Regions from separate parts of the Homo sapiens genome. Here region 1 is linked to region 2. Evidence: chromatin contacts called from ENCODE Hi-C or POLR2A ChIA-PET data. All regions are on one chromosome and are shown on one strand. The core of a region is the stretch at or near the end of the contact, and the rest is flanking DNA. Distances in the headings are between cores, read along the strand shown. Region 1 overlaps ITGBL1 (integrin subunit beta like 1). Region 2 holds the start of ITGBL1 (integrin subunit beta like 1).

Region 1 (4,355 bases), core at 1,113-3,612, 190 kb before region 2:
ATCCAACTTACAAGGGACGTGAAGGACCTCTTCAAGGAGAACTACAAACCACTGCTCAAGGAAATAAAAGAGGATACAAACAAATGGAAGAACATTCCATGCTCATGGGTAGGAAGAATCAATATCATGAAAATGGCCATACTGCCCAAGGTAATTTATAGATCCAATGCCATCCCCATCAAGCTACCAATGACTTTCTTCACAGAATTGGAAAAAACTACTTTAAAGTTCATATGGAACCAAAAAAGAGCCCACATCGCCAAGTCAATCCTAAGCCAAAAGAACAAAGCTGGAGGCATCACGCTACCTGACTTCAAACTATACTACAAGGCTACAGTAACCAAAACAGCATGGTACTGGTACCAAAACAGAGATATAGATCAATGGAACAGAACAGAGCCCTCAGAAATAACGCTGCATATCTACAACTATCTGATCTTTGACAAACCTGAGAAAAATAAGCAATGGGGAAAGGATTCCACATTTAATAAATGGTGCTGGGAAAACTGGCCAGCCATATGTAGAAAGCTGAAACTGGATCCCTTCCTTACACCTTATACAAAAATTAATTCAAGATGGATTAAAGACTTAAACGTTAGACCTAAAACCATAAAAACCCTGGAAGAAAACCTAGGCATTACCATTCAGGACATAGGCATGGGCAAGGACTTCATGTCTAAAACACCAAAAGCAATGGCAACAAAAGCCAAAACTGACAAATGGCATCTAATTAAACTACAGAGCTTCTGCACAGCAAAAGACACTAACATCAGAGTGAACAGGCAACCTACAAAATGGGAGAAAATTTTTGCAACCTACTCACCTGACAAAGGGCTAATATCCAGAATCTACAATGAACTCAAACAAATTTACAAGAAAAAAACAAACAACCCCATCAACAAGTGGGCGAAGGACATGAGCAGACACTTCTCAAAAGAAGACATTTATGCAGCCAAAAAGCACATGAAAAAATGCTCACCATCACTGGCCATCAGAGAAATGTAAATCAAAACCACAATGAGATACCATCTCACACCAGTTAGAATGGCAATCATTAAAAAGTCAGGAAACAACAAGTGCTGGAGAGGATGTGGAGAAATAGGAACACTTTTACACTGTTGGTGGGACTGTAAACTAGTTCAACCATTGTGGAAGTCAGTGTGGCGATTCCTCAGGGATCTAGAACTAGAAATACCATTTGACCCAGCCATCCCATTACTGGGTATATACCCAAAGGACTATAAATCATGCTGCTATAAAGACACATGCACACGTATGTTTATTGCGGCACTCTTCACAATAGCAAAGACTTGGAACCAACCCAAATGTCCAACAATGACAGACTGGATTAAGAAAATGTGGCACATATACTCCATGGAATACTATGTAGCCATAAAAAAGGATGAGTTCATGTCCTTTGTAGGGACATGGATGAAATTGGAAATCATCATTCTCAGTAAACTATCGCAAGAACAAAAAACCAACCACCGCATATTCTCACTCATAGGTGGGAATTGAACAATGAGAACACATGGACACAGGAAGGGGAACATCACACTCTGGGGACTGCTGTGGGGTCGGGGGAGGGGGAAGGGATAGCATTAGGAGATATACCGAATGTTAAATGAGGAGTTAATGGGTGCAGCACACCAACATGGCACATGTATACATATGTAACAAACCTGCACATTGTGCACATGTACCCTAAAACTTAAAGCATAATAAAAAAAGAAAAAAAAGAAAAAATAAAAATAAATAAAATAAAATAAAATAAAAAAGAAAGACACATAAACACAAGTTATGAAGGAGTACACCCCAAAATTGAGAATAAAAACCACAATGACATAAATAGACAATCAAAAAATCAGAGAGACTTTAGAAAGCACACATTTTAACTCCTTTTCTATATAGACCAAGAGGAAATAATTTAAAATATGCAAAAAAATAAAAAGAAATATATGTTTATTTCTTCACCTTATTCATAAACTGACTGGCAGATTATTAAAGTAATGCATTTATTTAACAACCATTACTTGACACCTACTGTTGCACTCAGACATTGACTCATCATTCCCTCACTGCACACATTGACACTCTGCTGCTAATCTATGTCAGCCATGATAGAACTCAAAAGATGAAGCTATTGTAAGTTCCTGCCATCAGCATGTTTGCATCCTAATTGAGAAAAATAACTCATATATACACATGAAACAACTAAGGAATAATTACACTCAGAACATAGGCATAAAAAAAGACCCATGAAGTTCTGCAGTGCAGATTTCAAAACCTTTAGTCATAAGTGCCATGGTAGTAAAATGTACACTAATACTAAATAAGTAATGATGGATATTTTTCATTCCTTCAACGTTAGTCATCAGCTATTTATTAGGACACTGGAGTACTTGACATGCTAATGTACTGCTCTCAGGTTTTCATTTATAAGTGGGAGCTAAACATCGGGTACTCATGGGCATAAAAATGGGAACAATAGACAGTGGGGACTACTAGAAAGGGAGAGAGGGAGGGGGACAAAAGCTGAAAAACTACCTATTAGGTACCATGCTCTTTGCCTGGGTGATGGGATAATTCCTACCCCAAACCTTGACATCACACAGTGTACCCATGTAACAAACCTGCACATGTACCCCCTGAATCCAAAATGGAAGTTGAAGGTTTTAAAATAAAATAAATGCAAATTAAAAAAATTTAAAGACCACAAAGCTAAATAAGAAAAGTGTGCGTTCTTCTGTAATTTTATCCTAAAAGGTAAAATAGACTTCTAGAAGTAAAAAAATATACGGTGAGATTTCAGGTAGTAAAAAATGTACCCAGGTAGAATATACAAGGGTATGGGATAAATCAAGAGAGTGCCTGGTGTAATCTAAATTGAGTGGTCTGGGACATTGTATTCTTCTCCTAAAGTAAAAGTTTCATTTTCTGTCAAACAGACTGCCTTATTTTAAAATTTAACTTTAATCCAAGAAAATTTACATTGAGTAAGCCAAAGTGTTATCATGAATAATTGATTTTATTCCACTTGTGATAAACAAGAACTTTAACTTGTGATAAACAAGTAATAAGTTGAACCCTTAAATCCTGAATGCTTTATACTCAGATAATTTTTTTCTCAAAAGCAATAGTGTACACTGATTTTCATGGACTTCTTGTCTTTCTGAAAGTTGATTCAAAAATTAGTGTGTAAAGTTCTTTCTTGTAAGTATAATCATTTTCACTTGTGAATATGGGCAGGGAAGATTATAAGTTGTCAAGAATTTCCAGAGCTTCTGCCCATGACAGAATGATGGGTCCACATGCTGTATTTAAAACCCAGCTGAATGGATAAAAATAGTATTTAACTTTCATGGTCATTATGAGCTGAAGGAATTTATTGAACCCTTCAATCAGTAAAGAAACAAAAGACAGGAAATGGGTGAATGACTCACTTCTTCATGTGTTGTCTATATAGTGCTATTCTGATAATTGGATGATCTGAAGTTTAACCGAAATTGCATTAAAGCATTTTAGAGGAGAAGCAACCACCAAATATTTCAAAAACAAAACTAAAATGCTGAGAGAACCCAATGAAACATGGTTTGTAATTGGAAACACACAAGACGGTGTGTAATGCAGAATAATAAAGCCATGCTAAAATAAATTAAAAGTAAGGAAGACAGGTCCTACTTATACCTAAAGACCCAAATTGAAATCTGAGTCTATTCAATGTAGTAAACTATTTTGTTTTAGAATAAATCTTAAAAGTAAATATTTAACTTCTTCTTATATATATTTGAAGGAATTGTAATTTCAGAAATATCTGTGAGCTGTAATTTAAATAATGGATTTGATTTTATTTCATATGAAATAACTTGGAGATGACTCACCCAATTCCAAATGATGATTAGATATGTGTATCTTCAATTCTTGAGCAACATTATCAGTCTTTCCAAAAATTGATTATTCAAGCAATTATTTTATCCCATGAATTTCAGAACAAAAGAAAACTTTGTCTCAGGGAAATATTGGCCACGAGTAGAAAATATGGTATAGAAAATCTATGAGAAGTCTGAATTTTTTTGTAATTTCTAGATAAGATATTTAAAGCGAATACTCTGAATACTATCTTCCAAATGTAAACAGCTATTTTAGGTCTTGACTTCAGGTAGGAAAGGTTGATGTGTAGATGTGGGCTCCTAGAGATGAGATAGGAGACAGGACTGGGGCGTTTCTGAGAGAAAACCATATGCTTGTAAGCCACAGCATCTACTTGCCTATAACACTGTTCATTTCCTTTCTCTTTTTTCTTAGTTTGTTAGTTGTTACTTTTTACCATTTCAAAAAATTAATAATAAATACAG
Region 2 (4,493 bases), core at 1,145-3,644:
AGTTCTGTGTCACTCACAAGGCACTAATTGAGGCTCTTGGCCTTAAGTAAAACGACACAGGTAAAGAGGTTAAGGGTGTTCTCTGGGAAGGAATTTTTTGACCCTTTCCAATATCAGAACCTGAATCACTCCTTAAAAATGTGCAAGGGAAATGAATGTATTTTCACTCCACCCTCAGAAAATACCAAGTTTCATTGCAACTCAAAAATTCAAGCAGCTAGAACAATGCAAGAACAGTCATTCTAAGTAAATATGTGCCCGTTTACTTTTTTCCTTGTTACAGTTTTCTGATATGCACTCCTGCCTGTGAACTATATTCTAATAATGAGAGGGCAAATCAGGCTTCAAAGACAAAACCTGCCTCCCTAGAATGGAGGAAAATAATACATTCCCCCTCCCACTGTTTCCTATGTAAAATAAAATACAGGCCTAAGATCTACAAATATTATCATTAACATTCTTGATAGGGATAGGAGAACCCAGTAAAATAACTCCATTTGTGAGGACATTGGGGAATTTAGTCTATAATGAGGAACTTTAGAGGCAAGTGAGATTTTAGAATTAAGCAAATGACGGCCAGGTGCAGTGGCTCACGCCTGTAATCCCAACACTTTGGGAAGCTCAGGAGGGAGGATAGCTTGATTCCAGGAGTTGGGGGGGGGGGGGGGGACCAGCCAGGGCAACATAGCAAGATCCCAACTTTAAAAAATCATAATTACAATAAAATATATAATTAAGTGAATGAATTTTTAAAACTTTACTTCCATTCAAGTTCAGAGCCTGGGGGATAAAAGTGTTGTGATAAATGATGCCAGAATTAACTAGCCAAAGTGTGACAATCGCAGTAACTTAATTGGTGCTTATGTGAAGGGAGGCGTGTCCCCACCCTTCACTCTTCTAGGGAGTGGCAGAAATCCCAGAAGAGGAGTTTCGACCTCCCGAGGGAGGAGACAGCGCCGCCCTCTTACCTGCACAGGTGCTCCCGTCGTAGGTCTCGCACACCCACTCATGGCACTCACACAGGGGCCCGAAGAACATGCCCGGCTCAGTCACGTGGCAGATGCAGACGCCGCAGTCGCAGCGGCCCCGGCCGTGGCACAGCGCGGCCCCCGGGGGCTGCCCAGGTGCGCGGCAGCGTCGCTCCGACTCGGCCCGGGACAGCCTGCAGGCGGCGCCCGGCCAGCTCCTGCGCGGGCGACAAGCAACCGGCAGGCCGGGTCAGACGCGGACGCCGCCCCCTGCTCCGAACCCACGTTTCCTCCCCAGTGTCCCCTCCAGGTGCAGACGTACAACCCCAAGAACAGGACGCCTGAGGCCCACATCTCTCTGGGGTCCAAGCGCTGCCTGGAAGGGCTGTATTTTCCCAAGCAAACAGGTATCACCCACCAGAGAAATGACCAGGGCCCAAAATGTGTAATGGGTGACCTGCCCCCGGACACAGGTCCTTCCTCCAGGTGGACAGAGGTGAACTGCCCTGCTCTTTGGTAGTTTATCACTAAATCTTATATGCACATTTAGATTAAATACAAAGTAATCCAAGGTACGGCACTCAGCTGACTTTTCAGTTCTCCTTTAAAAAACGTCCCACTGCTATCTGATGGCCAATGGGCACTTATATTACAGAAGAGAAAACGTGAATCTATAGAAAGAGTTAGACATGCTATGATAGCATCGGGCATAATTTGCATTAAGCAGTCTTTAGGAACTCTACTTTTAAAAAGTTTAGTTTCACTATTGCAGTGTGCCTCACTCAGTCTCTTTCAGGATGATACAAAATGTAACACAGACCTCCTGTTGCTGCCCTTGGGAAACAGATCATTCTGCTTTACATGTTGTGAGAAGATACTGGTACACATAGCATTTTAACTCACAGCAGGAATTCCTCCTGATATGTATTTGCAGAAAAGAAAATTATATTTTTATTCAATGATTGCATTTTTCCAAAGGAAAAGCAAAAGGACAGACATGAGGCAATACACGCTGTAGATATAAGGAGAGGAAAAGGAACAGGTTGAAAACAGTTTATCCCTTGTCCAATTTAATAACAGCTCTTGGCTTAGGGCAGCCATCCTGCAAGCTTGAGCCCTGCCACATAAGCAGGGCAGGTCTGTACTGAAGAATAACAAACCAAACTTACCTCAGAGATGGCGAGAAGCTTTGAGGAACAGCTGACAACCCAGCAAAGAGAAGGGAGGACGCCAGCAGCAAGAAGTTCCTGAAGCCTGGGGGACGCATGCTGAGCTCCTGGGCTGCTCCGGGCGAGCTGCACTTCTGCAAGGTGGGGTTCACCGAGGGAGGCGGCAGGAGGGAGAGGTGCCACCAGCAGATGGCTGGGCAGACGGACCCACGGACACCCAGGCTTGCAGGTCCGGGGCTCCAGCCGGAGTTGCAATTGCGTTGATGAGCTGCCTGCGAGGATTTGGGCAGCGGCACTGCTCTGGGCGGGGTGCTGGTGCCAAACCCCTCAGTGGAGAGTCTAGGCAGGGAAGTAATTAGAAACAGTTGTACAAGCAGATGGTTTATTTTGACATTAAAAAAAAAAAAAGTGTCCTGTTCACAGATTTCAAGTACGGGCCACAGAAATATTTGACAAGAGAATATTTGGACTGGCCGATATTAAAGAAACCTTTAAAATAATCCCTGAGTTGTGGAGAAGGGTGAGGCCAGTGACAGTAGTGGGAACACTTGGGTAGGGAATTACTTTCACCACACGCTTTTAAAGTAGATGCACTCTTTGGAGTTTGGGTTGGGGCCGGGGCAAGGAAATCTGACAAACACAACTTTTTCTTGCATTTATTATCCTTTGATTTAAACTGGATATTTCATTTCTTTAGTCTTTAAAAAGCGTGTCATGCTTCCAGCTGTTTAGGCCAGTAGCTTATCACACCACAATTTGTTGGTGACTTGGACAGTTTAAATTGTAGTTGTCTCAAATTCACCCCATTCTCCCCATATATCAAATGTGAGAAAAGAAAATTAAATGTTTATTTATAGCACAAATTGCACTGAAAAACAATTGGTGTCATTTACTAAGCACCTACTATGTGCCAGTCATTTAGTATGTTTTCTCTAATTATGACAATAATCACACATTTATTTATGCATTAGCAAATGGGGATTTAGCATCTATCAGGTGCCAGGTTTTGTGCAAGACAGAATGAATATAACAGAGAACTAAGGAGACATGATCCCTGCTCTCTCAGAGTCCAATGAGCTAGAAAGACATTAATCAACACAAAACCACAAAAAAAAAGAACAAAGGGTTGCAAGTGCAGTGAGAAGTTACTTCCAGATGAGATACAGGCACTTGATCTAATCAAAGATGGTAGCATCTGAACAAAAAACTGAAAAAAGTATTGAATTAAATTGGGTAGAAATAAGAAGGAGATGGAAGAGAACAGGGAGACATTCTTACTCCCATTTTAAAGATAAAGAAACTGAGGGCAAAGAGGTCAACTGACTTGCTCAAATTCACAGAGGAAGTTAGTCGTATTTCAGCTGAAATCCAAAGTGCATACACTATCCCCTACATTTATGGTCATCTGGGAAAATGTGTAGAGGGTTATATGGAAGGGGGAAAACATTTTTCATTCACCCTAAGAAGAGCACTGTACATGCAATCCTTCCTCATGAAATAGAACCATCCAAGAATCATCTGTGGTCCCAGATCCTTAAAATCAGGGATGAGCCATAATAGGATGGGATTTCTCCCTGTCCTTTATATATAAGTAGGTATAAGGGTAAGACCACCACAACACTAGCCTGCTGGAGCAAGAAGACGATGAAGGTCCTCTAATCATAGTACATTTCTGTTTCTACCCCAATCTCCACCCTGTAATAGGGGAGGTTTTGCATGAGGCCCATCTGTGTGTCCCCCCACCCCCCAACCCCTACCCACACAATTTAACCTTTTTCAAATAGCTGATTTTCTGGCCACACTTAGATACAGGTGTGTACACACTGGTGGAGTCTTCTATTGCAAGGACAGACTGGGGACAGGTATGCACAGTTTTGGGAGGCTGTCTGGACAGGTAATTCTGGGGTCTTGGATAACCAAAGTGCGGCTTAGGAAAAAAGGACACAGGTTCTGAGTTGGCAGGTTCCCTAAGTCACATGAACTGCAGCCTGTGGGGGAAGGGCCTGTCTAAAAGAGACAGAATGGGAATTACTAAGTCAGTTGTTCTTAAAGCGTGGTCCATGGACCTGCAGCAACATCAGCATCATTTGGGAACTTATGGAAATGCAACTTCTCAGGCCCCAACCCCAGCTCTAAGGAATCACAGAGTGCATTTGAATAATATCCCAAGATATCTATTTTTACATAATAATAGCTTGAGAAGTTTGCAAAGCACAGGGCTCAGGGCTGACGCCTGAGGGTGCCTGGATCTAAGAGTGGAATTTCCACCCACCTTTAGTACAAATTCTAGAGTTACATTTTATCCTGCCCACGTGTGATAGTACAAGGACATAGGAACAGGCTTTCCTGTCAACAT

Evidence for each region. A loop is a pair of places that touch in the nucleus more often than their neighbours do. ChIA-PET counts read pairs that join two places held with the same protein, here RNA polymerase II (POLR2A). Pooled maps may share reads with other maps.
Region 1: a loop to region 2 is called in a map of endothelial cell of umbilical vein, with 18 times the contacts of the local background. The contact joins the enhancer-like site here to the promoter of ITGBL1 in region 2. A Hi-C loop is called at or near these places in 3 of 168 maps with a recorded cell type or tissue (PC-9, endothelial cell of umbilical vein and mammary epithelial cell) and 2 of 50 pooled maps. POLR2A ChIA-PET finds 5 or more read pairs at or near these places in 1 of 52 experiments (PC-9).

What each region holds. Positions count from the first base shown.
Region 1 is chr13:101,638,943-101,643,297 of GRCh38, reverse strand. The region is part of intron 7 of ITGBL1 (integrin subunit beta like 1); the gene reads right to left. Among named protein-coding and RNA genes, the nearest start is that of ITGBL1, 190 kb to the right of the region's middle. Within about 2 kb of position 2,362, at least 4 of the 41 ENCODE cell types and tissues checked have a DNase peak (open chromatin) inside an H3K27ac peak, as active enhancers do; they include PC-9, endothelial cell of umbilical vein and mammary epithelial cell, where a contact is called at or near this core.
Region 2 is chr13:101,450,576-101,455,068 of GRCh38, reverse strand. It overlaps ITGBL1 (integrin subunit beta like 1), which reads right to left and starts at 2,394. Exons shown (of 11, transcript NM_004791.3): 1 at 2,138-2,394; 2 at 969-1,186. The coding sequence starts at 2,235. RefSeq lists enhancers at 2,312-2,816, 4,150-4,493.